2 separate regions of the Mus musculus genome follow, and region 1 is linked to region 2. Evidence: chromatin loops called from intact Hi-C (ENCODE). Cell type or tissue: left cerebral cortex. All regions are shown on one strand.

Region 1 (2,500 bases), 320 kb after region 2:
GCGATCTATGACCCAGATCTCATCTGAGTTCCAATCTCAGACATGAAGCCATGTTTACAGCGCTGGCACCTGGACATCAGACAGCAGCTCCTACCCAACAGTGTCCAAACCAGGAAGCACGATCGCTGTATCCAGCTCTATCCAGTTCTTCCCCCAGCTCGGAAAACAGACCTGCAACTGTCTGGTCCCCGCAGGGCCACACTCTGGACGTCACCCCTGATGCTCTCTGTCCCTCTCCTCCCCAGTCAGAGAACTGTGGGGATTTCCCCTAGTTTGCTCTTTTTGTTGTTGTTGTTTTGTTTTGTTTCTTTTTTATTACCCACTTTATTTACTTTACATTCATTTCTTTATTTACATGGTTTGGGGGCACAAGGTCTTGTGTAACTCAGGCTGGCCTCAAACTATGAGTGTAGGTAAGGCTGACCTTGAACTCCAGTCCTCCTGCCTCCACCTCGCTAACTCTGGGGCTTCAGGCACCTGCCACCATGCCTAGCTGCACTTCCCCTCCTTCCCCTCCATGTCAGCGCTGGGACTGAGCCACACCCCAGACCCGTAGCTGCCTTCCCCGCACACGTGTATGGCACCAGCTCCTGCTCACGCCATTCTCAGGATATCCAAGCTCCGCACTTGCCACTTTCCCACCACTGCCCATCCACTGTCCTGTGCTGCGTCCACCCCGGCAGCGACCTCTCCCATGGACAAATCCAATGACTTCCCTACTGCCTTGCTGTTCTTGCCACTGACCCTTATCCCACTGAGCAACTAGGATCTTCCTTCCTCAGTGGCCTTCACCTCAACTTAGGATTCTATATGCATCCTTTCCTATCTGTGCCTCCCTCCCACCACACTGTAAGCTCAGAAAAGACAGGGAAACATCAGCCTTGAGCACTGCTGCACTCCAGGGTCTGTTATGTAACGTAAGTGACTTGTGAATTGGTTACTACGGAGTAGGTAAGAAGATTCTAGAAGTGGGAGGATGTGGACAGATGTGGACAGATGTGGACAGATGTGGGCAGGTGGGTGGGGCAGGAACTGTAGGAAGAACAGCCTGAATACAAGTAACACAACCCAGCTTCCACACATCATTAACTTCCAGTGGCCTCTAAGGACCATATGACCCTGCACGGAGAGGACAACCAAAGGACATTGAAGACCACAATTCTAATCTCTAAACAGCAAGGCTTCTTACGGGGTTTCATGAGCACAGCAGGGTCAGAGCAGGACCCTGGGCAGCTTTAGGAATCTCTGAGAAGATGAAATATGCCCAGGAAGAAACAGTAGGAAGGCACTGGGCACAGCACTGCGGCATTCAGGCTGAGTAAATACGTGGGGAGCCTGCAGGGGAGAAGCAATCAGAGCTGCTGCTGTAACTGCCTGTGTCAGAGGCGCTCGCCCACGCTCGCTCATGGAGGAGGTGGCGGCAGCAGCAGCAGCATGGTCCTGAGGATGACTGGGGCAGTTCCTGGTGTCCTCAACTCTGATCTGGCATTTGAAATGGGTGGTGCTGCTGAGGAGAGATACAAGCAAGTGACAGGAGTCTGCTCTCAGTCACCCAAAGCTCATGACAGTGGGAAGCTGTGTCCCGCAAGGCTCCACCTGTAGCCCAGCGCCCTGAGCCACTCTCAGGGTCCTCGCATCCTCCCTGCCTTCACCCATCCATCCTTCCAGTCCTTGAAGGACAGGCTCCAACCCACCTCTACAGGCACACCTTCTCAGCTTACCAGAGCCCCATGCAGACCCCAGTAAACAGAACAACTGTATAAAATTCACCTCTGTAAAATGTGGACATCCCGCCTCCCCAGCAAATGTGGGCAGCCTCGTGGACAGAGATGAAGCCATGAACTACGTGCTCCATACAGTTTCATCCTTCCACAGCCTGGCTGGAAGAGGCTAGCCCCTCAGTACTTGGCATACAGTGCCTTGTGACACTCACTGAGCCAGACGGCCTACTCATGTGGCCCCCGTCCCATCTGCCAACTGGGTGCCGTTCCAGGCACCTGGGCACTCCCACACACAGGGCTGTGATGGTGGAAGGTGGTACATTCGAGGACAGTTTGATGACCAGCTTGGAAGAAGACACAGCCCTGCCCTTCTGGCACAGAAGCAAACAGACTCAATCATCGTGGTTTGTTTGTCTGATAGGACTAATTGTAACAGTACAACTGAATGACCTTTTATTGTTCAGTGGTGATACGCAGGCTACTCCCAGATGAGTGTGGCTTTGTTTATGTCACCTGGTAAGGATCCCTTTCTCAGGAAGGTATGGTGCAACCAGCTTAAGGAAAGTCATCCAACAGGTTGTCCTTGGAAAACAAGATCCCTGCTAGAAAATGACCACAGTGATGGAAAAAGGAGGGTCTGAAGACATTGATACTGGAGCTGGAGATGTAGGTCTGGCACCTAGTGTGACAAGCCATCCCATAACCTCAGTTTGGCTGGATTCCATGAATGAGCCAGCCAGTCCTATACTACCCTCCCTCAGACAGGCAATACGAGGCAA
Region 2 (2,500 bases):
CTGCCCAACTCAAGGTAGCACTTGGAGAAGCCATTTCAAAGAGAGGTGCCCAGGGGTGTGGCCTGTGCTCCCAGCAAATGTCACAGGATGCCACCAAGAGTCAGGGACAACACAGTGGCAGAGAACAGGGCTCAGAAATAGAAAGCTTCCACAATGTTGTCCTGACTCTCAGGGGCCTGGCCCGCTCTGCAGGGAACTCAGCTCCTCAAAGCCACCATTGCCGTTGTCGCAGCTACAGACAGGAAGCTCTTTCCCACTTTGGACACTCCTAGCCAGGGGACACTGCCGTGAACGTGCGTCTCCTTACTGGGGAGCCTCTGAAGGTAGAAGAACACAGAGAAACCCTTACTGGGGAGCCTCTGAAGGTAGAAGAACACAGAGAAACCCTACGTAAGCAAGACGGTGGCCTGTGGTCTCCAGCCCCTGCATCCTGCTTCCCTGCAGGGTAGGCTAGGCTGGTCTTTCATTCTGTGGAGCGTGAAGACTTAAGCCTACCGCCATGTGATCTTGTGAAAAGTCACCTCCCCTCTTCTGGAGGTTGGCACAGTGCTGGTCTTGGCTGGGAAGAAAGAACTGCTTTCGTTCCGTTAGCACCACATTGGGATGATGCTGTGAGCTAGCCTGCCTCACACCCAGACTAGCCATGACCAGGTTTTGGGAGCAGCTGCCTCTGTCATTGGCTTTACAATGGGCTGATTAGGAACTACCTCTTCTGTATGAGGCTGAAGGGACTGAAGGCTTAGCATCTCTCCTCTATAGGGCACTGCCGTGCCTCAGAGCATCTAGGCAATGCCCTGCTTGGAAAGAACATTCTAGAATTGTATTGGCTAATCTGGTTAAACTTAAGCTGATCACATTGGTTAAACTTAAGCTAATTAAAACTCAGTGATGTCACTAATTTATTGTCTTCATCTACACTAGCCTCCTTTCAAGCACACGATGGCCCCGCATAGCCAGCAGGTGCCAATGGTTAGAAAATACTAAAGACAGACCATCTCTAATACGTCAGAAAGTTATAGTAAGCAGCTTCATTCTAGAATGCCGGGTCCAGAGAGCCCATCAGACGGAGTGATGTCCTGAGTGTCTTATGTCACTTGATTTACAATGTGGAACAACTGTCCCAGCCAGAGCATTTCCATGCGCAAATGATGCTGAGCCGCTAACCACTACAACAGGAGGAACTGGCGTGCTCACACAACTAACACTTCTGTGTTCCAGGAGCAGCTGGTTGCCTGACATTCACCATCCTGTTGAATTCTGCAAAGGACTTTCCCATTAGTGACATATCTCCAAGATTCAGGTCCAGAGAGCCTGCAGGACGCAGGCAGAGTGGCCCAGCCAGGATTGGCTACAGAGCAGATCTGTGGCCAGGTATTCGGAGTGGGTTTGCCCAAAGGGTGAGGATGTGCTTTGTCTCTGCATTATCCAGCTCCTCTGGGAGCCAAGATCCCCTTAAGTCCTTAGTGTGGATATCATTCATGCTGTAGGATTTCGAGGGACCACTCTGAGCCAGTGCTTTCCCAGGTCACCCAGGCCCCAAGAGGAGCGGCTATCCCCCCGGGGTCAGTCACTATACAGAGATTATGGACTGATTTCTCTGCTATAGCCCTCTGCAAGGGTCAGGCCAGTGGAACTAGAGGAGGTATAAGTGCCAGGTGATGCCCAGTGCCATCTGTCTGAGGTTAGGGAGTGTCTGCATGTTTCTGTTCCAATCCACAGCCAGGGTGCACGGCAGAGAAGAAAGTGGGGCAAAGGACCGGCCAGACTCTGCAAGAGCCCAGTGCTTCCATCTATTAACCATCCTCAGCTGTTTGTTGAGCAAAGAGGGATTGTTGTAAGTCATTGACCCCAGGGGCTAAGTCTGCCTGGTAGCCCTGAGGAGACTCTTTGTGGACAGTTCCTCTGGGCCACAGAACACTCATCCTCCACCCCAAGTCCCTTCACTCAACTTGACCATCTCCTCGTGACAAACTCATAAGTCTGGCGCCCTGACAAGTGACCACCCACGATAACAGGTGGAGAAACTGAGGCCGGGAGAGCCCTGGCATTTACCAACCCTCCACTGTCTTGGAGCCTGACATTGAACCATGTCATATGCTCCCTCACGTGTCCTTTCAAAGAACGGTTCCCACCAACAAGGCCCCTGGTGTGGTCTGTGGCTCTGGACGCCAAACGAAGAGGCCTCTTTCCCATTCAGGCATCTTAGTGTCCCCTCCTCACTGCTGGCTGCCCAGGGACCCAAGTCACTGGGTGAGAGCTGTCACTCAGAGAGCATTTCTTCTCCTTCCGGCACTGGCTTATTTAGCAACTCAGAACCGCTAACCCTGTAATGGGTCCAGGAAATAGGCCTGGACCAAAGAGCTCCCACTGCCATTCAGGGGTTCACCAAGGACTCACCAGAACCGGTCTGCCAGCCTCAGAGCAGTCTCCTGGCTGGACTGACTTCTCAAGCCACTGGCATGAACTCATTGTGATGGAAAGACCCAGGCAGGCACCCATG

The links. A loop is a pair of places that touch in the nucleus more often than their neighbours do. Peaks named below come from ENCODE experiments on the same cell type or tissue, not always from the same donor. Only the 100,000 strongest peaks of a DNase experiment are listed, where the experiment ranks them.
Region 1: a loop joins it to region 2, with 2.4 times the contacts of the local background. A loop is called at or near these places in 2 of 42 quality-filtered maps.

What each region holds. Positions count from the first base shown.
Region 1 is chr13:55,741,367-55,743,866 of GRCm38, reverse strand. All of the region lies in intron 2 of Pcbd2 (pterin 4 alpha carbinolamine dehydratase/dimerization cofactor of hepatocyte nuclear factor 1 alpha (TCF1) 2), which reads right to left. Among named protein-coding and RNA genes, the nearest start is that of Pcbd2, 15 kb to the right of the region's middle. In left cerebral cortex, no CTCF peak of the experiment used is centred here; a DNase peak (open chromatin) is centred at 1,355; H3K27ac peaks cover 269 bases.
Region 2 is chr13:56,063,664-56,066,163 of GRCm38, reverse strand. No RefSeq gene overlaps it. Among named protein-coding and RNA genes, the nearest start is that of Gm31485, 56 kb to the left of the region's middle. In left cerebral cortex, no CTCF peak of the experiment used is centred here; no DNase peak of the experiment used is centred here.